Regions from separate parts of the Homo sapiens genome. Here all the other regions are linked to region 2. Evidence: chromatin loops called from intact Hi-C (ENCODE). Cell type or tissue: HepG2. All regions are shown on one strand.

Evidence for each region. Hi-C counts contacts between places; a loop is a spot of excess contacts. Peaks named below come from ENCODE experiments on the same cell type or tissue, not always from the same donor. Only the 100,000 strongest peaks of a DNase experiment are listed, where the experiment ranks them.
Region 1: a loop joins it to region 2, with 4 times the contacts of the local background. A loop is called at or near these places in 3 of 110 quality-filtered maps.
Region 3: a loop joins it to region 2, with 7 times the contacts of the local background. A loop is called at or near these places in 2 of 110 quality-filtered maps.

The regions. Positions count from the first base shown.
Region 1 is chr6:168,261,826-168,269,825 of GRCh38, reverse strand. It overlaps LOC101929420 (a long non-coding RNA gene), which reads right to left. Exons shown (of 5, transcript NR_110870.1): 5 at 7,248-7,914. Among named protein-coding and RNA genes, the nearest start is that of DACT2, 54 kb to the left of the region's middle. In HepG2, no CTCF peak of the experiment used is centred here; DNase peaks (open chromatin) are centred at 3,655, 4,745, 5,105 and 7,555; H3K4me3 peaks cover 1,140 bases.
Region 2 is chr6:168,197,041-168,205,040 of GRCh38, reverse strand. No RefSeq gene overlaps it. Among named protein-coding and RNA genes, the nearest start is that of DACT2, 120 kb to the left of the region's middle. In HepG2, a CTCF peak has its summit at 3,480; DNase peaks (open chromatin) are centred at 3,490 and 4,230; H3K4me3 peaks cover 1,061 bases.
Region 3 is chr6:168,298,001-168,306,000 of GRCh38, reverse strand. It overlaps a transcript of DACT2 not described here. Among named protein-coding and RNA genes, the nearest start is that of DACT2, 18 kb to the left of the region's middle. RefSeq lists a silencer at 3,198-3,452 and an enhancer at 4,349-5,337. In HepG2, no CTCF peak of the experiment used is centred here; DNase peaks (open chromatin) are centred at 3,190, 3,830 and 4,200; H3K4me3 peaks cover 1,500 bases.

The DNA.
Region 1 (8,000 bases), 65 kb before region 2:
GAGAACCAGGGAAGAGGTAGGACAATTTATTAGGACAGTGTTTTTCCTAGGGAGGGAAAATAGGACCCTAGGAAAAAGAATCACAGACCGTCACACATGCTGCCATACGGCTGGCGAGGCTCCCTCCAGGAGGCACAGCACGGGTGTCAGCATGGACACGGCTCCCGCTTCTCAGGACCGCAGCCTGCTGCCCGCAGCCTGCCAGGGAGAAGTGGGAACCAGGGAGGCCGGGCACAAAACACCTCGCCCGTGTCCCTGGATCTGGGGTCCCGGCATGTTGTGCGGATCCTTCTAATGTTAGCTGTAATTGGCTCAGAGCTTCCACTTTCCTGCCCCAAATCAGCAATTCCTCATGTCCCCCATAATCCTCCTGTCCCCCCTAACACTCATGTCCCCTCAACCTTCATGTCCCCCATAATCCTCATGTCCCCCCAACCCTCATGTCCCCCTAACCCTCATGTCCCCCTAACCCTCATGTCCCCCTAACCCTTCACTCTAGAATTTGGCCACATGCTTGACAGACCTCTCCCCTCAAGTGCTTCCTGAGAGCCCAGCACACCCCAGGGACCCTCACCCAAGGCCTCCTGGGAGATCCAGCTCTTCCTTCCTGCATCGCAGTCACCAGAGGGGCTGGGGGCTCCCTCACCCTCCTGGAGCTTGGGTCCCTCTCACTGTCCCTGGGGCTGGGGTCTCTGTCACCATCTTCAGGGCTGGGATCTCCCTCACTGTCCTTGAAACCTTCTGCATCAGCTCTACCTCCCCCTGGTCTCTCTTCTGTCCCCAGGCAAACTCCTTGAAAATTGTGTCATTTTCACAGCCCACGTTTCCTCCCTCCCATTCACTGTTTGGTTTTGCCTTTGTGTAATGAGTTTTAACCAAATAAGCTATGCATAAACATCATGACTCCACCACTACAAATGGCTTCAAGTGTGGCAGAAGACCAGGAATCCAGCACCTTGTCATCCCACATAAGAAGTGCTAGGCCCTGTAGGTCCTTCTGGAGGGACTCCCCTCTCTCCCCACCCCCAGTCCTGGCTGCTGCCCTCAACTTTCCACTGATCTTCCCCAGCCTAAGCCCTGCCCTTCTAGGCCAAGGACTGGACACTCATTGGCCATGCACAGTTCTGTTGATCAGCATTTCCCACACTTGTAAATTTGGTCTTTTGATGTTCGACATTCTGCTGTCTCATTTTGGTTTTAACTTGCGTTTCCCTAATGACTGCTGACGTTGAGCTCCTTTTCATGTATTTGCAAGCCGTGTGGACAGCCTCTCTCGCGCTGTTTCTGCTCAAGTTCTCTGCTGAGATTTTCTTTTGGTTTGCCTTCTTACCAGTTTGCAGGAAATCTTGTTACATTCTTGGTGTGTGGGTATTTACTGAATGCATGGACTGCAAGTTGCCTTCACTATGCGGAGCTTGCCTCTTCCTCTCCTAACAGTGTATTTTGATGAACACAAATTATTAATTTTTCATAAAGTTCCATTTTTTTCAAACTCATTTATGATTAGTGCTTTCTTTGTCCCATTTAAAAAATCTTTGCCAAATACTTTCACACTGTTGGTGGGAGTGTAAATTAGTTCAACCGTTGTGGAAGACAGTGTGGCAATTCTTCAGAGACCTAGAACCAGAAATACCATTTGACCCAGCAATCCCATTACTAGGTATACACCCAAAGGAATATAATCATTCTATTATAAAGATACATGCAAATATATGTTCATTGCAGCACTATTCACAATAGCAAAGACATGGAACCGACCCAAATGCCCATCAATGATAGACTGGATAAAGAACATGTGGTACATATACACCATGGAATACTATGCAGCCATAAAAAGGAACTAGATCATGTCCTTTGCAGGGACATGGATGGAGCTGGAAGCCACTATCCTCAGCAAACTAACACAGGAACAGAAAACCAAACACCACATGTTCTCATTTATTAAGTAGGAGCTGAACGACGAGAACATGTGGACACAGGAAGGGGAACAACACACACTGAGGCCTGTCAGAGGGGACAGAGGGAGGGAGAGTATCAGGAAAAATAGATAATGGATGCTGGGCTTAATATCTAGGTGATGGGCTGAGAGGTGCGTGAAACCACCATGGCACATGTTTACCTATGTAACAAACGTGCACATTCAGCACTTGTACCCAGAACTTAAAATAAAAAATAATGTTTAAAAATCTTTGTCTGCCCATCTTCTTGAAGACAGGCCTGTGTTTTCTTCCTGATTCTTTAGTGTTTTACCCTCCACATTTACACCTTCAATCTACATGAAATCAACTTTCGGAATGGTAGTTTGAGGCAAAAGAAAATATTTATTTTTCCCCTAAAAATACACAATTGATCCAGCCCTAGTGTTTTTGAAACTGTCTTTTCCTCAATCTGTTGCAGTGATCACTCTGTCATATATTAGGGGACGTGGGGGGTCTGTTTCTGGAGTTCTGGTTCCCTGCCTCGGATCTGTTTGTCTGTCTTCTAGCCTGCATCACGGAAGAGTCTGACTTCCGACCTTGTGATCTAAGATCATTTATTGTCTGTAACTGGCCCTGTACATTTCAACATGCATCTTCAAATACTGGAGTCACCATGTCAATTTTAAAACGTGTGTCCCTCTCCCTGTCCCCTCCAAAAAATATCACCTGTGGATTCTTTGGAGGGATTCCACTGAATCTGAAGGTCTGTTTCTGGAGAATTGGCATTGTCAAGTGGTCGAGGGTCCATGTCAAGTGGTTGAGGGTCCCGCAGCAGCAGCAGCTGCTAGGCTGGGTGCACACACTTCCAGAGATGTGCCTGGCCTGGACACGAGAGCACCTGTGGTTTTAACATTTATTGCACACACCGCACACAAGCAAGATGGCATGCTGCAAGCTCTGTGTCTCTGGTCCCACAAGACAACACGGAACCAGAGCCCCCCCCGCTTCACTGTAACCAAAAACCAGGTGAGTTGCTCGCCGCATGCAGAGTTCCATCAACAAGAGTGAGTTCTGATACAAAAACAGTGAATTTACTCTGAAGCTATAACTTGGGGAAGGGGCACAAGACATCCTGCCTTTAAATGTGCTGCTTCACCTTTGCAGCAGAAAGTGAACTCTTTTTTAAGCTAAGGGCAGGGGCCCTCTGCTAGCCTGGTGCCTTATCTACCAGACATCTGAGGTGGCACCTTCTTGGTGACTTGGGCAGAAATAAGTTGTAAAGGTGGCCAAAGGGGCTTGCTTTCGCAATGCGCTTCTGGTGGAGGAAAATCCGGGGCAGCTAGCTGGAAGGGATGCTTTCCTCTGCAAATCCGGAGAGAGCTGTCTGGGCACACAGGGTTAGAAGAACTTGCCCGCGGGGAATGTCTGGTGAGGAGGAGGTGAAAGGCTAGATTTGCATTTCTGAAGGGCTTAATAGGAAGTGAGCAACCAAGGAAAAGAAGAGAGAGAGGGAAAAAATTATAAACCACCTCTTAGAAAAAGGGGGGTACTCAGTTACCCCATGACTGCATGAGCAGCCATAGGCTCTGCTGTCGGGAAGTCCCCCCATTCTCCAGCAGCAGATTGGAAGCCTGCAGCTGTCTCCTGCGGGGTGAGGTGGAGACTCCCACCCTCATTAAAAGCAGGAGGCTACTCCTCCCACAATGTCCAAGGGTCACACGCCACTTGCTATGACCAGCCAGGCAACGGCAAGCCTGACCTGTGGCCGATGTGGGTTCCTGCAAGGGTGTCAGGTGCCATGGCAGAGCCAATCCCCTACGGAGACCCTTCTGCACTGGTGAAGCTTCCATCCTCTCTGTCTCACCTGTCCCCCACTCACAGTGACCTTCCAAAGTTTGCTGACAGCGGGTCAGTCTCCAGACACAAAACATCTTTAATGTGCAGCTCCTAACCCCATCAGGTCTCCTCCAACAAACCATCACTTCTGATCCATGGAGAATGTTAAATCCTAGTATAGATTTGAATCCACTTAGGTCGCGTCTATTCCAGGACAATGGAAAGAAGGGTGGGAAGGAGAGTGAAGAATGAATTCCAGATGTAGCCATCCCATTGTCGGGTTTTCACGCATCCACAACCACCAGCCTGCACACTTTTGCCTTTAGATTTGGGGCATTTGGGAAAGAGCCTTGGTCTTCAGATCTCCGTCTCCTCTCAAGCCACAGAGAGCAGGTGGGAGCGGAGTGCCGGGATGCACCGACCAGGGGTCCCACAGAGGCTCCGGTGTGTGATGGGGGGGGGCCGCAGCGTTTCCTGATGTGCCCACATGTTCCTCACCATGTCCAGCATTGTCTCGGGTCAACATCCTTCATGATCCACATGGGACAGTCGCAACCAGAGCCCCTCCCATAACACGGAGCCTGAAGCTCCTATCCCTGATTTGAGACGGCCACCTAGTGACGTCTCTAGCCCTGGTCTGCTGATGCCCAGGGGGTCTTCGTGTTAGGAAGGGAGGATTCTTCCAGAAGCACAGTTCTCTGCCTTCAGGAAAAAGGGGCTGAGAAGGTAATAAAGCATAAAATGCAGTGTAAAGGTGCAGGAAAGCTTTGGGATTTAAAACAGAGGGAGAATTGGAGGAAGGATGTGAGCCAGGGTGTCAGTCCAGCGCCTCCCAGGAGGATAGTCGCTTGGCCTGGGGGGTGGGCCGGGCACCTCGAGCTCCTTATCTGGCTCAGGTGGGCCCATCCCTAATCCCCTAATCAATCGGTGTTTGAAGAGACAGTTTTCCTGCATGCTATCTTCCCAAATGCCTTCAATTCCACAGCACTTCGGTAAATATGTTTAGCAATCCTCTCATCCAACCAGCATGTCAGGGCTTGGCACACAGGGGCAGGGACTGCCCAGAGTATGAGGAGCCTTTTTACATGGCCTGTCATGTAGATTTTAAAAAATCACTTGAGGTGGAAAGTGCTATATGGTTTCCAAAGACAAGTCCCAACACCTGACCCTTTCATGAGCTGGAGGCGGATCTGTCAGGGCACCGGTGGTTAGGAGGCGAGGAAGGAACGGAGGCCTCTTCTCCGACCGTCTGCATGTGCCACGAACAGCTGTGAGTAAGTCAAAATAGACAACACGCAGGAAAACAAAGTCAGCCCCACAGTTTTGTGACTGCTATGGGGAGAGTCACGTGGCCAGAAGCCAGCGGTGTACTTTGGACAGCGTTATGCGTTCTGGGGCCTGTTTCATCACTTTTTTTTCAGTTATCCCTCACGTTTTTAGAATTTTTTCCCCTCCTTTACAGTATTCTAAGTGTGGAGGAACATTTGTGTTTTCTCTTGGTGGTGAATGCACACGTTTCAAGTAATTTACAACTTAAAATCCTGGAGACTGGGGAGGGAAAGGGCTGAGGACAAGTGGGCTGCGGGTGAGGGGCGCTGGTTCACGTGGGCGCCTTTCGGAGAATCCCAACAGCACTAACCTAAAGTGTCTGCATAATTAAATTAATGACTTTTAAAATGTTGGGGAATATATTGCTTATTACAGTTTTTTTCTCACTTTAACAGTTCTAAGGGCCCCAACACCTCTTCTTAAGAAAGTTAGTTCGGCTTCTCTGTATTAATATTTAATATCCAAGCCAGACAAATATAGTTTATAAATTTAACAGAAAATTTAACAACTTTATAATTATAAATCTAAGGAACTTAAAGAATCACAAAGTAAAAAACACTTGGATAATAAAAATGGAGTAAAACAAATTTACATTTAATTATGTTCACATCTAAAGAGAAACATTACAAGGGAATAGGTAGGAAAAATACGTTTTTAAATATATTTTGTTATTTTAAAAAAATACACGTGTGTATTTAATTACAGCACTGTTCTCAAAGTGTGGCTCAGCAGAGAGCCTGGTCTTAGACCCTGGGAGGATGTTCAGGTCCCACAGATTGTTTCTAACAGGGAGATGGGGGCTGGGGGGCGGAGGAGGAGGTTCAGCTACTCTGAAGCTAAATATACATCAGTTTGGGAATAAGAGATGCAGAAAAACCAGAGCTTGTCTTGGGCTTTCTTCTCCACCTGGCAGTGATCGTCTGCAGCAGCCCACAGAAAGGCCTCAGGCCGCAGACAGACTTGAGGCTCTATCCCGCCCGTCCCAACCCCCAGCACCGGCGTCTGTGCCGTTCCACGCCGGCTCCTGCTGCCAGCCGAGCCCTGAGGTGGGGCGCGGTCTCTGAAGGCACCAGGCTAAGGGGCTGGAAACCAGTGTCCAGTGCCCACTCTCCGCGCGTGTCTTCAGCTTTTCAGGGGAGTCTGTGCCCACAGCTCCACCTCGTTGGAAGCATCAGGCAGTTAGAAATCAGCCTTCGGGAAGGCTTCGTCAGTTTCCTTCACGGAGAGAACCCAGGAGCCTGGTGCGCCTGCCCTCTGAGGCTGCGGCGAGCTTTGCGTCTGAATTCCTTCTCCAGCGTGAGACAAACCGCCCGCTCTGTGCTGCTTGAAGGATATTTTTCAAAGTGAGGAAACTGAGGCCACGCGTCATGGTGTCATAATCCACCAAACACATTTGTCGGACGGTTTTCCTTTTCGTCTTAATCTCAAGGAACGCATATTTACAGCTCAAGTGCAGAGCTGAGCCTGAAATGCAGGCATCACCCACCTGAGGCTCAGGCCTATTAAAATATGGACACTGCTTTGCACTTTGTTCGTTGTAAGGAGTCTCTTTCTAGAAAATAATAAGCTTGTATTTGCAAATACAGATAAAAGGGCACTTTGGGCTTTAAGATGCTGGTAAGTTTTAGTGGCAGAAGATGGATTTGCCCCAGTCTGGTGATTCCAGACTGTGGGATCCGGAATCAGGAGGCCCTCCCTTCCTGCAAGGTGAGTCCCTCTGGGCCTGGGGCCAGGACTCGGCAAAGTGTCAGCCCGTGTGACCAAGGACTCTGAGGAGAGCCCAGCGGCGGAGCCCAAGGCTGGTGTGAGCCCAGGCTAATTTTTTTTTTTTTTTTTTTTTTAGACACAGTCTCACTCTGTCGCCCAGGCTGGAGTGCAGTGGCGTGATCTTGGCTCACCACAATCTCTGCCTCCCAAGTTCAAGCAATTCTCCTGCCTCAGCCTCCTGAGTAGCTGGGATTACAGGTGCTCGCCACCACACCCAGCTAATTTTTTATACGTTTAGTAGAGACGTGGTTTCACCATGTTGGCCAGGCTGGTCTTGAACTCCTGACCTCAGGTGATCAGCCTACCTCGGCCTCCCAAAGTGCTGGGATTACAGGCATGAGCCACCATGCTTGGTCTCTTTTTTCTTTTTCTTAATTTTTTTTTTTTTTTTTTTTTGAGACAGAGTCTCACTCTGTCACCCAGGCTGGAGTACGGTGGCACGACCTCGGTTCACTGCAAACTCCGCCTCCCGGGTTCAAGTGAGTCTCCTGCCTCAGCCTCCTGAGTAGCTGGGACTACAGGCACCCATCACTACACCCGACTCATTTTTGTATTTTTAGTAGAGATGGGGTTTCTCCATGTTGGCCAAGCTGGTCTTGAACTCCTGACCTCAGGTGACCCGCCTGTGCCTTGGCCTCCCAGAGTGCTGGGATTACAGGCATGAGCCACCGCGCCTGGCCCCAGGTTAATTTTTAACATGACTGTGAACTCTCAGAGACTCCTGAAGAATAAACAAAAGCCTCTCTCGCCTCATTGTCCCCGAGGGAGAGAGCCCGGTGCCCTGCGAGGGAGAGGCTGAGGGTCCAGAGGAAACGGGAGGCTTTCCACGGCCACTGCAAGTGTTTGCTTTAAACAAATATTTCAAAAGTCAAGATCCCGAGAGCAGCCATATGCCTCCTTCTGAGGACCCATGAGTCTCTTTCATCTGCAGTTTATTCAGTGGGACTTTGGCCTTCTCCGACTTCTGAAGGTCAACCAGCCGAAGCCAACACACCCTCTTTACATTGACTCACAGCGCAGGCCAAGTCCGCTTGAGTGGAACATGCTTCTGAGAGTGAATTTCCTGGAAGGACGTGGGAAAAGGGAATTTAAAGAGGAAATTCTCATTTTCTTTTCAGTGTTTGAACTCAAGTAAATAGCCACAATTAT
Region 2 (8,000 bases):
TCTGAATCATTCCGCATTTGGACCTGTGTTTAAATATCTTTCTGTCAAAATTTCAGTCATGCTTACATCGAACAATTCTCAAGGCCGAATCCATGTTGCAAAGAAATCTTTCAAAGAGATGTACTATCTGCTGCTGTCTTTATTCGAGGCATGAATCGTGAATAAAAGGAGAGTCCATTTATTTGCAGCAGGGAGCCACCACACAGCACCCAGTTGGGGACACAGTAGTCAGAGGTTATCAAGGTTCCCAAGTCCTTCTACCCATAACCTAAACAAACAGAGGAGTTTTCTAAAACACAGAAAAGTTACAGTATGTTGGCTCCTGTGCGTGCATGTGTATGTGCGCACACACATGTGCATGTGGGAGGGGTGTGTAGGGGGGGGGATGGTGCATGCATGTGTGGGGGTGTGTGTGTGTGTGTGCTGGGCTGCTTTCTTTATTCTTTGGCCAGGCTGCTCTTTTTAAATCAATAGAGGGAAGGAAAGAGAATGATCAGGTCTGTTGGTAATGAAAACACATGTGAGCACCAGGAAACAGCTTCTGATTGAATTCAGATGCTTTAATCAATAATCATCCCCACCAGGAGGCACGATCTTCTGCTGCAGAGGTGTGGAGAGGAGGTGTCACCGTCCTGCCCCGTCAGGGCCTCCCTGCTCCTGCATCAGCCAGGGCACAGATGTCAGGCCAGAACCGAGGTGCCGCCATCCTGCCCCGTTAGGGCCCCCCATCCCCCTGTATCCTCTAAGAACCATCATTCTACTCTCTTCTCCTATGCATTTACCTTTTATAAATGTCACATATAAATAAGATCATGCAGTATTTGTCTTTCTCTGCCTGGCTTATTTCACTTAGTATAATGTTCTCCAATTCCACCCATATTGTCACAAGTGACAGAATTTCTTTCTTCTTAAAGGCTGTATAGTATTCCATTGTGTATATATAGTAACATTTTCTTTATCCATTTATCTGTTGGCAGACGCTTAGGTTGATTTTAGAATCTTAGCTACTGTAAATAATGCTGTAATGAACATGGAGTGCAGATATGTCTTCAACATACTGATTTCATTTCCTTTGGATATATACTCAGAAGTGGAATTGCCAAATCATGTGGTTGTTCTTTTGTTAATATTTTGAGGAAGTTTCATGCTGTTTTCCACAATAGCTGTACTAATCTACATTCCCACCAACAGTCTACAAGGCTTCCCTTTTCTCTTCATCTTTGCCAACATGTTATCTTTTTGATAACAGCTCTCCTAACAGAAGTGAGGTGATATTTCATTGTGCATTTTCTTGATGATTAGTGATGTTGAGCATTTTTTCATATACCTTTTGGCCATCCATATGTCCTTTTGAGAAACGTTTGTCTTCTTTTGAGAAATATCCATTCAGGTTTCTTGTTCATTTTCTAATCAGATTATTTGTTTTCTTGCCACTGAGTTGTTTGAATCCCTCATATATTTTTGATATTAACCCATTATTGGATGCATAGTTTGCAAATATTTTATCCTGTTCCACAGGTTGTCTCTTCACTCTGTTGATTATTTTCTTCACTGTGCAGAAGCTTTTTAGCTTGATGTAATCCCATTTATCTATTTTTGCTTTTGTTGCCAGTGCTTTTAGGATTCATATTAAAAAAATTCATTGCCCTGGCCAATGTCATGGAGGTTTCTCCTTGTGTTTTCTTATAGTAGCTTTACAGTTTCAGTTCTTATGTTTAAGTCTTTAATCCATTTTTAGTTGATTTTTGTGTCTGGTGTGAGGTAAGGGTCTAATTTCATTCTTCTATATGTGGATATCCAGTTTTCCCAACACCATTTATTGAAGAGACTGTCCTTTCCCCATTGTGTGTTCTTTGTTGAAAGTCAATGAACTGTAAAAGCATGGATTATTTCTGGGCTCTCTGTTTTGTTCCACTGGTCTATATGTATGTTTTTTGTGCCACTGCCATATTGTTTTGATTACTATAGCTTTAAAAAACTGTTAGAACTAACAAACAAATTCAGTAAAGTTGAAGGATAAAAAATCAACACACAAAAATCAGTAGCATTGCTGTATACTAACAATATATTTAAAAAAGAAATTAAGAAAACAATTCAATTTACAATAGCTAGAGAAATACTTAGGAATAAGTTTAACTAAGGAGGTGAAATATCTGTACACTGAAAACTATAAAACACTGGTGAGAAAAACTGAAGAAGTTTTTATAAAAAGATGTAAAGATATTCCATGTTCATGAATTGAAAGAATTAATATTGTTAAAATGTCCATACTCCCCAAAGTGATTAAAGATTCAATGCAATCCCTAACAAAATTCCAATAACATTTTTCACAGGATTAAAAAAAACCCCTTAATTTCTTATGGAACCACAAAAGACCCCAAGTAACCAAAGCAATCTTGAGCAAAAACCACAGAGCTGGAAAAATATCACACTACTTGAATTCAAAATACGTGGAAATTAAACCATACACTCTTGAACACCACTGGATCAATAAATCACAAAGGAAATAGCAAATCCCTTAAGGAGGCCGCGACCTGAGCCACAGGGTCCAGGTAACACCTTGATCTTGTACTTCTAGTCTCCAGGACAGAGACAGGAAGTTTCCATTGGATAAGCTGCCCAGTTCATGGTACTTGGTTGTGGAGGCCTGAGCAAGCCAGGACAGACCTCAAGTGCTCAGATATGCTCTGATCTCTCCTTTCCCTCCCCTAGATTATCCCTCTCTGTGTTAGCTCTCTTCTGAGACCACGCCTCTCTTGTCCCTGAAAAATGGCAGGACTACATCCTGCTGCTTCACTCAGTTCACACCAAAACCCCAGAATTAAATCCTGATTCTGATTAGTCTAACTTGAGCAAAACATTCATGGCTGAACCAAACCCTTTCTTCAGAGGATTCCAGGCTTGACCTCTTGCTTCCCTGGAGATGGAACCCGAATCCATTCCACTGAACCTGCATGACCTGAGAGTGGGAGCAGGAGGAATCCCCCAAAAGAAGTCAGGGGCTGCCAGGAGTCGGATTCGTGGAGGCCAGGCACCAAGAAGCCACACGTCCATTGCAGTGCAGGAAGGTGGATTCACAAAAAGGCAGGAATCTTGACTGAGGTACCACAGCTGTATTCACATTGCAATTGAAGGACCACTTGGGACATGGAATTCCAGGGAGGCCACCTAGGTCTGCCACCCACATTCCCCTCTTTCTTCGTGGTAACTAAATCAGTATTCAGCTGTCAGCTATGGAAGGAAAACGGTGCCTGAATATTCCAGTTCTCTTCCATTCCTAGCTTACCTGATTGACCCAAGTTGGGTGGGGGTCTTGGGTTTGAGGCCTCCCCACGGGCCTGTGGAGAAGAAGTTTGGATACCAGCAGAGACAACTTGGTCCATATGCGTCTCTGAGAGGAGGGCATCCCCCGTCCACACGGGCGAGGCAGCAGGTGGCCACCTGGCTCTGAGCTCTGAAGCCTCGCCTGAGTGCTGAGGTCCTCTTGTGGCCATCATAAAAACAGGCCGAGTCCAGATGAGGACAACAGTAAACAAAAATACATGCAAGACTCCACAGCCAGCAGGGGCTTTTGACCTTTGGCCACACAAAACTGCCTGTCATTTTTGTACCTTCAAAGATAAAAGGCCACATCCCTCCCTTGGGGGGTCTCCTTCACAATTTGTTCACAGGGAAATTCCTTGTGGGCCCCACGATCTTTACCCTAAAAGAGTTCTGTTGAATTTCACCCCGACAATGTAAATTACCAGTTTATCTTCACAGGTACAGGAGAAAGACGGGACCAGGAGTCATCCCTCCGCCCACCTGAGACAAATGCCTATTAGTGCAGGTTCACAGAGTGAGACAATGTGTAATTGACTATTCCTCTGCTGCCTCCTATGTAAAATGTGGATTCAGTGAATGCTGATCAAGGCCTCGAAAGAATACAGCCATTGCCCCTTTTTCCTATCCCCTCCCAACTTTTTTTCCCTCTTTCCCCTACTGCCTTCTCTTTCCACTTTAAATATTGAAGTCCCCAAACCCTGCTTGGACAAAGCAGAAATCTCAGATGTTCCTGTGGTTTTGTGTTCCTTTTTCCCAGGCACATCCTCAGTCTTGGCAAAATAAACCTCTACATTGATTGAGACCTGTCTCAGATACTTTCTGTTTATGGTAGGTTACAACTGTGCCTTATGATCTGTGCACCAATGGTTCATTTCCGATACGTCATCGTACTTGCAGCAGGATTGCCCAAGAAGGTCAAAGGGCCTTTGCCCTGGGCTCAAGGGTAACCTGCAATGTTTTGCATTTTTCCAGGAGTTTGGTGGGAATAACTCGGACAGCCCCGTATGGGCCTGGCCTGGCACTGTGTCAGCCGCATCCCTCCCACTGTCTGCCTTAGACTCCTTGGAGTCGTCCATTTGCTTCTGTCCAGGACTGTCCCTCAGATTCAGAGCTCACAGCAGCCCAGTTGCCACAGCCCTGCCTTAGGAGTGTCAATGAAAACAGCCAAACTCTAAAATATTTGGAGAGATTTATTCCGAGCCAAATGTGAGTGACCATAGCTCGTGACACAGCCCAGGAGGTCCTGAGAACACATTCCAAAGGTGGTCGGGGCAAAGCTTGGTTTGTATGCATTTTAGGGAGACAGAAGACATCAATCAGCACACATGAAGTGTACGTTGGTTCAATCCAGAAAGGTGGGACAACTCAAAGGGCAGAGAGGGCTTTTAGGTCATAGGTGGATTCAAAGATTGTCTGATTGGCAATTGGCTGAAAGAGTTTATCCAAAGACCTAGAACCAATAGAAGGCAGTGTCTGGGTCAGGATAAGGGGTTGTGGAGACCAAGGTTCTTATCATGCAGATGCAGGCTCCAGGTAGCAGGTTTTAGAAAGAACAGATGGTTAGTGTTTCCTATCAGACTTAAAAGGTGCCAGACTCTTAGAGGATTCTTTCCTGGATCAGGAAAAAGACTTGGAAAGGGAGGGGGGTTCTCTAGAGAATGTAGACTTTCCCCACAAGAGAAAGCTTTGCAGGGACATTTTAAAATATATCAAAGAGGCTGGGCACAGTGGCTCATGCCTGTAATCCCAGCACTTTGGGAGGCCAAGGTGGGTGGATCACTTGAGCTCAGGAGTTCAAGAGCAGCCTGGGCAACATGGTGAAACCCTGTCTCTACCAAAAATACAAAAACTTAGCCAGCTGTGGTGGCACGCATCTGTGGTCACAACTGCTTGGGAGGCTGAGGTGGGAGAATTGCTTTAGCCCAGGAGGCGGAGGTTGCAGTGAGCCAAGATTGCACCACTGCACTCCAGCTTGGGTGACAGAAAGCGACCCCATCTTAAAAAATAAATAAATAAATGGTAATAATAAACATCTGTCAAAGAAATATATTTTGGGGTAAAATACTTTGATTTCCTTCCTTTCTGAGGCTGCTTAAGACCCCATCGTATGTGTGAACTGCACCATGTTAATCCATCCACCCACCCACTCGCCCACCTATCCACCCATCCACCCACCCAGGAACACGGGGCTGCTTCCACCTTTGGCTGTTGGACACAGGGCTGCGGTGAACACGGGTGGACAGACATCCTTCGAGTCTCTGCTTTCACTTCTTTTGGGTCTACGCCCAGCAGTGGAATTGCTGAGTCAAATTGTCATTCTACATTTAACTTTTTGAGGAGCCACCATCTGGTCTTATGCACCGTCTCGCAGCCTGTGTAGCCCAACCTCCAGGCTGCCTCTCCGTGAACACTGAGAAGCTTAATGCCACCAGGAACGCGCAGTGCTCAGTGTGGGTTTTAACTTGTCTCAGTTGACGGAGGATTACTTTAACTCAATGCCAGTTTTGACTGCACAAGGGGGCCTGCCCTCTTCCTTTCTCTCCGGCATGGAGACCCAGCAGCTGGGTCCCGGCTTCTCCAGCCCCAAAAGGCCTGAGCCACTGCCCTGGTCCATCCCCTGGTGTGGCGGCTAAGGAGGGCACGTGGATGAGCTGCACCACCGGGCCCTGGCCAGGGCCTCCACCCCAGAATGTCTCAGGGCGGGGCCGCTTCCACTCAGCACAGCCATCTGTACTTTAGCGATGTCAAAGAGAAGCCACCAAGCTCAGCAAACACCCTGCCTGCCTTTCACACAGGATCCCTGAGCGACACCTGTGCTGGGAGCGAGCCCTCCTCTGAGACAGCGACACAATCAATCCTCAGCCTTTTAGTCCAGGAAGATATGTCCTTAAGGGATCACCTCCCCAGGTGTCTGACGGGGGTTGCAGAGCAGCACCGAGGCCTGTGTGTCCATGGGCAGTGTGGACGAGTGGAAGAATTCTAAACTCCCAGAGGATGCCTGGGGTGAGGCAAGCCCTGGGGGTGAGGGAGAAGGGAGCACGGCCAACTTCTCTACCTCTTTTCCGTGCATCCTCTGCAGGCAGCTCTTGAAGGCAGGAGCTGAAGGCTTAGTGCTTTGCAGGACCAGCTGTGATGGTCACTGGCAGACAGCACCAAGGGACCTGGGCACAGGACTGAGGGAGGCCACTGGGCAGGGCTGAGGGAATCCCACGAGGGCCACCCGCACAGGGGGTCCCTCACAGACCCCTCAGCCCTTAGAGTCCCAGTAGGAGGGTCTTCCAAAGAAGTGAGGGGAGACACCAGAGGTGATGGTCAGGGCATGCACAGCACATGAGCTGTCACCACGGAGGGCAGCTGCCGTTTTGTGGGAAGGGTGGGCAGTGCTCCAAGTGGGCTCCTCCCTGGCCACGTGTACCTCCATTTCCCCATCTGAAAAATGGGCAAGACAACAACAGCCCCTTCCTCACAGGGTTGCAGCGGGGATTATCCGAAAAGCACACACTGCCACTTGTAATGAGTGAAGGGGCCAACACACCACAAGCCATGGCACCTCCAGCCAGCTTCCCTTCTGCAGAAAATTCACAGGACATGAGACAAGGGAATCAACCCAGTCCCTCTCCTGCTTTCTGAGGGCAGCTCTCCCTGAATGCCGGTTATCCGGTTATAATAAGATCGGTGAGTCCCCTCAATCACAGAAATATAAGAGACCATGGACGCCACAGGGCCAGTTCTCTGCTTTGCAGTCTTGCAGTGGGCAGCAATGCTGAACACCATGGAGCAGGCTGAAATACATGCGCACTGAAGCCAGGAAGAGGCTGATCTGTTCCTGGGATTCCTGGACTCAGCAGGATGAGGAAGGGACCACAGCAGAAGCTCCTTCCCACCCTCCCCACCCCCACAGGCCCTGCTCGGGTGAAGGGGTCACCAAGCTGCTGGGGCCCTGCTGGCCCCCAGGCTGGCTGGGCTGTGGCCTGTACTTGTGAGATCTCAGAGAGTGGGTTATTCATGTCACCATGGAGGGTGCAAATCTGCAATGAATCATGTCGTCCTCAAGAGCCTCCACCCCCAGATCACAGCGAGAAGCAAGTTTGTTTGGTCCACTCACTCAGCTCACTGCGGCTGAATCATCTTCACCTGCTCAGGTAGCATGGGGTCCTCAGGTAGATGCTCACCATGTTCAGGTAGCACGGGGTCCTCTGGTAGATGCTCACCGTGTTCAGGTAGCACGGGGTCCTCAGGTAGATGCTCACCGTGTTCAGGTAGCACGGGGTCCTCAGGCAGATGCTCACCGTGTTCAGTTCCACCTGATGCATAGGGAAGGGGCTTCCAAAAGGCAGAGGGGTGGCATGGACTTGCCAGGGTCTGGTGTCTCTGGTCTCCTGGCAACATCTTGCCAGCCCTTAAGCTCACCTGGGCATTCACAGCCAAGCACAACTGGAGGCCATGCGGCCCATTCCCAGGTCCAGCCTGGGCCTGTGCCCACGGAGCCCCTGGCTGCAACCGCATTCCACTCAGACCCTTGCCTCCCTGCTCCTCCCCTGCGTCCTTTCTTCTTGAAGCAGCTTTTCCTCCCCACGCTACCTCCACGTGGTTTCTTCTTGCAGCAGCTTTTCCTCCCCACGCTACCTCCACGTGGCTCCAAACCCGGTGGGAGAGTTCCCAGCATCGCTCTATGC
Region 3 (8,000 bases), 100 kb before region 2:
GGTCTGTTCTCTGTGCACACCACGAGAAAATGCAAGCATTTCCCAGGGGTCAGAGCAGACAGATTCAAACACCCATTGAGCTCGTCTGTGTGCAATTTCACCTGCCCTTCCTGAAATCTGCTTCCTAACAGAAGGCCAGAATCTTCCTCAAGCTTTCTAAACACCTGCATTGAAATTTAAAAGGATGATTCAAACCCACTCATGGATGGGGGTGTTATTGTAAAAGTTAATTCACAGGGTATTTTATAAAAATGACAACATTTTTATAATGAAGCGTGGCTTCTCCAGGACCACTTAGCAGGTGAGGCTGTGACGACAGCCCCGTAGCCTGAGTCCTCGTCCTCACTGAGGACTGTGGGCGCAGCCTCAGTCCACGCATGTTTTTGTAGCTACCGGGCTGAAGACGTGGCTAGGAAGTTCCATTGAGTCACACATTCTGCTCACTCATTGGTGCTTTTCGCAGGAGCTTGAGTGCACTCTCCAGAAAGTGCAAACTTCCTGTTCATCCTCCGTGGTGACCTAGCTTGTATCACAACTCTAGGCAGCTCCGACTCCGTGTTGCAGGCCAAGATCACAGGGAATCAGCCCATAAGGAGAGTGAGTGCAGTGGGTCTGGGCTCCTCAGGGTTTTCTGACAGTGCCCGTCTTTTAGAAAGCTAGGCGTGGTTTCCTAGACATTCAGCTTCCAACCTGCAGCCCGGAGGGGTGCATTCCAGCCAAGCGAATTCCTTCCTGCTCCGCACAGTCCTGCAAGCTGACCAGGAGAACCATGCAGACTCCAGACAAAATGCAGCCGTTGCATCGGGGGCAGGAAGGGTCCTCAGTGATCTGACAGTCCAAATCAATCAATCAATCAATCGTTCTCCTTCCCTTGTCTCTCCATCCTCTCTCTCTTCCTCAATAATGTGCTCTCTGGCTTTTGCTTTCTCTCTCTCTCCCTCTCTCATGCTCTCTCTTTCTCCCCCATTTTAACTGTGGAGGCCCAAACATGCATTTCAGTTTGCCTGAGGCCCAAGGCCTTGCCAGTGCTCTTCTACTCTCCAGTAGCTTTGGAGTAAAGAAGTAGAATTCTCACAGATTCCATGGGGGTCCTCGGAGGGTTCCCTAGCCCTCCTGCCCCGTCTACCCGGCACCCTGGCTCCTTGCCTCCGCTCAGTGTTCTGCGGGACCAGGCAGCCCAGGACAGGAGGACAGCTCTGTCTCCAGTTCCCATCCCGCCTGGCCTCCTCATAGCCTGGCTGAGTCGGCTTCCTCCTTCATCAAATGAAGCTGATAGCTCCTCAGGATTTGGAAGGAGGCGTAAGCTGGCAGTTTGAAAATGGGACCCACATCTGTCTGTGCTCCCCACAGTAGGGGCAAGGGGTGAGTCGGCCCAGGTTATGGCCTCCCTATAGTGTGCAGAGTTGGTGAGCCTCCCTGACCCATCTGCAAACATCGCCCAGGCACCACCAGGAAGAGCGGGCAGATGCCACGTGCAGGCCCAGGGCAGATAGCAGCCTGGGGAAATGCTTTAAAACACAGTTAACAATTAGAACGCCAGTCATAAGAAGCCCGTTTTTGAGAGGGCTGACGACAGGGTGCTGATGGGCGTGGCAGAGTCTTAAGCACTGTGAATTCAGAGAACAGGGATATTGCAAGAAGGCCAGGTGGCCCAGGCAGGCGCGCAGAAAGAGGATGGATGGAGATGCCCTGTGGTGAACATTCGTCTCCTGAATGTCTTATGTTCTGTGCATATTTTTCCTCTAAACAGACATAATTGTAACCACTCACACAGAAGCAGAAATGAACCAGGAAGCCCACTAAGGCAGAGCGTGGCCTGTCATTTGAGGGGGTGTGATTGATTAGATGACGGGGGCAGACTTCAAGTGCGTTGGAAGACAGAGGAGCTGTTTCCCTCTCTCTCAAGTGATTAAAAAGTAGACAATGTAGAATTTGACTTCCGGGGTCTTTAGAACTAACTTCTAGCATGCTTACAATAAAAATATTTTAACAAAAATAAAAATAACAGGATAAAGTTGCTCTTTATCCTTTCTATCCTAAAATATCCTATCCTCTTCTATCCTAAAATGAAAGGATAAAGAATTAAAGTTAAGCTAAAGTAAAAAATATGTCAGGAATTCTAAATTATAAGAATTTGTGAAAGATTTAATTATAATATTAGGGAAAATGTCCCAACCTACTTTAGCAAATCATACGTTATCATTGAAGAAAACAGAGCGTATCATTACTGATCAAATTCAGGAATATAAGCGGGCACCCCAGCAAAGTTTTCTCTCTACATCCTCTTGCTCCAGCTTGTAGAATAATTAAAGCCTGTCTTGGTCCATTTTGTGTTGCTGTAACAGAACTGGGTAATTGAAAAAGAAAAAAGGCTTATTTGGCTCATGATATGCATGGCTGGAAAGTTAGACAGGCAGTGGCATCTGATAAGGCCTTTATGCTGCTTCTACCCACGGTAGAAAGCAGAAGGGGACCGGGCGTGTGTAAAGAGACACATGGTGAGAGAAGAAGCAAGAGACAGAAGCCGAGGAAGCCATTCTTTTAATCACCTGCTCTCTCGGGAACTAGGCCATTCCGCCAGAGCGAGAACTCACTTAGCTCTGAGGGACTGTGTTGGTCTATTCATGAGGGTTCTGCCCCCATGACCCAGAAACCTCCAGGACCCACCTCCCAACACCACCACATTGGGGATCAAATTTCAAATTTTGGCAGAGGTTTTGGTGGAGACAAACCACACGCAAACCATAGCAGAGCCCTCTTATGACAGAATCCGAGGTTCTGTACAGTTACTGGATCCTAAACGTTAAATACATAAAGCCTGATGGAAAACGGGAGCGCATCTGGAATGGATTTAATGCCGTCCCACCTTACGGGTCAAGTATGTATTTAATCTCTGCGAATAAATGAAAGATCAGTGAAAAAAGGGCAAAATTATTATATAATACAGATTTCATGTGGCTTTAATGTGATGGTGCCTAGTTTTTAAATGGTTGATAAAAAGTATATTTATTTTTAAAGATTAAAGTCCACAAGAATTTGTTGACTGTCTTTTTCAATCACTTGCATAGTTGGCCCTGCTAGGCTTTGAAATGATGCTGTAAACTGGGCATGTTCACACACCGCGGCCCTCAATCACGTCACATGGGCCCCGCCACTATCCAGCAGACACAGCCCTTTTCAAAGGGGGCTTGTCTGGTGAAAGCCATACACAGGGTGTGTTCTTTCATTCACTCAGTTACCAAATGTGCTGAGCTCACTGGGTGGCTGCCTGTGCAGTCAAGGTTGGGCGGTGCAGACAGGAAGGGGCTCCTCCCCTCCTCTCCTGAGCACTGGGGCTCCTTAAGGCAGACTCATCCCTCCCTCCTGCTGCAAACCCTTCCCTCACATAGCCTTGGGCTCCTGAATCCCACTAAATAAAATCAAGCTATTGCATAGTTGAAATGTTTGCTGGTTCAACTATCCAAATTATTTTTACCTCAATTGAGTTAAATGCTGCTGCAACTTTTATGGCCTGGAGTAGAAAATGCAATCACATCAAAAGGTGCCCTGGAAATGATAAAGAATTATGAAAACAGCCCTCTCTGAAAACAGGTTATGTATATAGCAAGAGCAGTGGTGGGTAAATGGTCCCAAAAATATGGCTAAGAGAAGAGGACCATGGTTCAACATTCCTTACACATTTGGGGACAGCATTGCATTTGGGGGCCCAGCTGGAGCAGAGTTTTAGCTCTCTGCTCGTGGAAGTAGAGCATGGCTGTAATACCACAGCTGCTGACTCAGCCCCTGCTGCCAACCGCTGGGAGACCAGACCCAGGAAAGGATAGACAAGCTGGCTAATCAATAACCCAAGGACAGCAGAGTCCTACCTGACACTGGGCCTTCCTGAGGAGACGGAAAGCAGTGAACCTCTGTAAAAGCTTAGAGGTAAGCGGCGGTGAAGCTGGGCAGTGAGGAGCTGGATGGGGGTCGGGGAAGAGGCAGGCGGAGGGAGTGGGGAGAGGAAGACAGGCGAGTGGAAGGAAGAAGAGAGAGAGATAGTGCAGGAGCAATCCAGGGAGAAGAGCGGGCCCGGAGCCGGGAATGAAGCTGGACAGTCACCAGGTGTGGACTTGTGGGTCATCCCATAGCTCCCAGTTCCACCTGGGACAAGGGGAACAGCCACTGCCGGCTTTGAAGTGTGGAATAAACAAAGGCCGCCGGGTGTGGACAAACAAAGGTTGTTTATTCAGGGCTTGCCGCAGTGAGTGGGCTGGGCAGGCAGAGATGCTCACAACAGGGAAGCTTCCCGTGAACACACAGAGCCCCAGCTGTGCCCTGTTGGAGGCCAGGCTCTGGGGACACCACAGCTCTAATGAGAGGCGGGCATCCTGGGGGCGTATCTCGCCTTCTCTGGTTGGTCCCGAGTGGAAGCAGGGACAAAAATTAGGAAGCTGTCAGGACTGATCAAGTCTTGGCCCTCCGGAGCTGATTGTCACAGAAGTTACTGTTGAGCTTCCTGGGCTCTCACTAAAGATGGCAATGTGGCTCCCTGAGAGCCTGACCGGGCCACTGGCCTCCTGGGCTGTGTATTGCAGAAAAGGAGTCGGCTTTCTGGGCAGGTGTGGGTCAGAGTTCTGCTTTTAGATACGATCCAGCCTTGGACCCTTGTGTGTTCGGTTCCTCAGAAGCAGAGGTGTAGGGGGAGAATGTAATTACATTTGTGTTTTAGAAAGACCCGTTCTCTGGGAGGCTGAAGTTCCAGAGAAGGGGCCTGGCCCAGGGTCTGGGCATGGGGACTCCATGCCTGTGAGAGAGGCCCACACAGGCGGCTGCCACAGGAGGATGCAGAACTCCAGGCTGCTCGGCCTCCGGAGGCCCCGGTCGCTGGCCGCTGTCACAGGCGACAGCAACAACGGGCTCCAAGAAAACCGGAGACTCTTCCATGGCGCTTCTTCTTCATCCCCAGCAAGAAATGAGAGTTTTTGTTTTGTTTTGTTTTTGTTTTTTGTTTTTTTGTTTGTTTGTTTGTTTGTTTTTTGAGACAGAGTCAATCTGTCGCCCAGGCTGGAGTGCAGTGGCACGAACTCAGCTCACTGCAACCTCCGCCTCCCAGGTTCAAGCGATTCTCCAGCCTCAGCCTCCCAAGTAGCTGGGACTACAGGCACCTGCCACCACGCCTGGCTAATTTTTTATATCTTTAGCATAGACGGGGTTTCACCATGTTGGCCAGGATGGTCCCAATCTCCTGACCTCGTAATCCACCCACCTTGGCCTCCCAAAGTGCTGAGATTACAGGTGTGAGCCACCACACCCGGCTGAGAGTTCTTACTGAAATCAGAATATTCTTATAGAAATAATGCTCTAGTCAATCTTTTAATTTCTATTTTTGAATTTTTAATTCCACTTTATTTCTGTTTTTCTTTTGGCTACAGTCTCCTAAGCAAGGGCAGGGCACACACCGGGACAGAACAGCAAATCGATGACTTTAGTCGCTAAACTAAAGCTTCATTCTCCTTAAGAATGACTCTCCTCCATCGCCACCCCTCACCCCACTTGAGGACTTATCTGGAATTTCAAATGTTTGTTCCTGCAAATGCATCTTCCATCCTGGGTGACAGGAAGTGTCTGGTTCCATGACGATGAAGCAGCCACAAGGCCTCTCTGTGTCAGTGCTGGAGAGAGAGAGCTTCCTTCCTCCTGTCCTGGACCCCTCCTGGAGGGACGCTCCCAAGGCTGAGATGACACAGTCATTTCCCGCATGCTGTCTAGCACTGACCCACCCATCGCCCTTGTCCTGGTGCTGGTCTGCAGCAGCAGTGAGGGGGACCCCTTTGTGTGAGGGCTGCACTGGCCATCGTTCAGGAAAAGGCAATAGAGCCTCTGCAGTCTTTGAACGCCCTCGGTGCCTCCAGCGCATTGGCCTTAGGACAACACTCCTTACGGGGGGTCTCTGAAGTCTGCCCGGAAGACACTCTTCCAGCCCACCGGGTCCTGCAGCCAAAGTGCATGGTGTCCCCTGGCCCTGGAACAAGTCTCTGTGTGACCCTGAGGGTCCCTGTAGAAACAGCCACATGGCCCCTCCTTCATGGAGCCCAGCGTTCCTTGTTGATTTTCGGCTTTCTTACCTGGCCTCCGCTGTCCATCCTTGAGGTGGGCTGGTGCTCTAGGGACTTCCTGCAATGACGGGTTTGTGTTGGGTACAGAAAGAAGCTATTGTAGAACCGTCCGACGATGGAGCCTTCAGGGACGCGGTGGCCCCGGAGCACATGGTGACATGCTGGAGAAGCTGGGCAGTGCCCAGGAGTTGGCACGTGGGGACTCGGTTCGCTGAGTTCGCTGAAAGCAAATCCGTGTTTTGCATGAGCGGCCTGTGTGTCTGCTGGCTCTAAACCTGCCTTGTTTTGTCCAGCTGTGGCTGGGATCTGTGACTCCTTGGAAGGCATTTCACCTCACTCAGAGTCACAAAATTCAAGCAATGACAAGAACAGTGCCTGGAGTAGAATACCATTTAAATTTTATTTATATTCATTTATTCACTGTCAAATATCCTTTTTATTTAACCAAATTTCAAACTGTTAGAAACAGTGGAGGTTATGGAACCCAGAGTCAGGCAGATCCTCAGAGTTTGTCTTTATTTGCAGCTGTGAGCACAGAACTCACGTATGTTCATCTCAGAAAGATCACAGAAGCACAGGTGCTTAGAAGAGCTGACACCAAGCATGTGGAAGGAATTTAACTTCTTCATGTATTGGTACAACTGAAACAAATTATGCCTAAGCTGGGGAGACCTGCACCAGCTACTGGATTGGTTGAGGAAGATGAGATAATATGATACCCTATTTAATAGGAAGATTATTTTACATATAATTTTCCACATATAATTTAGGGAAAATAGTAATTTATTAAAGGACTCTCAGGGACTTGTAGTTGAGAAAATGTTAACTATTTGGGTTAAGGGACATGTTCACTAACTCTGAGATTTATAGCATAGTTGTGAGTGGCTGACATTTACTATCTACTATTTATTTTTAACGAGTATATATGATTAATAATTAGTATTTACAAAGTACTTCCACAAAAATCTTCTTCTGGTGCCCATGACAATCCTGTGAGGTAGATATTGTGGGTATTTTATATCTACACTATATTTTAAAGCTAAAAGAACCAAAGCCGAAATGAATAGTTGGCTTGCTCAGGGCACCCACCCAGCCAGCACGTGGAGGTGTCTGAAATTAACCTCAGGCTTCTTATTTCCAAAACCAATCTGTTGCCCAAGGTCCCAGCTCACAACTAGAGCAGAAGCCTCTTTGAACAGATCACAGCTTATGTATGTATTCACGTGTAATCTCCACAGTAGCTACGCTAGGTCATTGCATGTACATGAAGGTACGTGAAGGAATGGATGGAATTATCTTACATTAGGGAAGATGCTAACCTCCCAGCTGAATTTTGGCGTTAGCATGACACTTAGCATCTTTCTTGGCTGTTAAAATAAAGCATAACAGGGTGGCAGGAGAGGATGATATACCACCACTAAATACAGTTGGATCCCAAAGGTGTGTACTTGGCCTCTCTGTTTCTATTGGTTCATTGCCTTTTTCTTATTCAAAAACATATTTAAAATTTTGAAGTATTTAAAACAAAAAACAAATGCAAGTACCACATACCCATTCCTCATGCCCTCGCCAAATGGATCTGGGGCAAGTTAGAATGCTGCTCCATTTCCTTCAAATAGTTAATTTTCAAACAATAAGTAATGTGTAAAAACTGTATCTAAAGCCTCTCCCTCCATCACAGAGTTAGCCACAGCTCTGAAGTCAGGACGGATGTCTGCTAAGTTTGCCTATATTTACCTATTTTTTCCTATACTTATAGGTACATGCGTGTACCTGAAACACCGCCAAGCATCCTTTTACATTTTCATGCTTTGAATAAATGTCATCATTTTTCCAATGTGTGTGTTCACTCAATATTACATCAGGATATGTGACAATTACCAGGAGAATATTTACTGAGCTCTT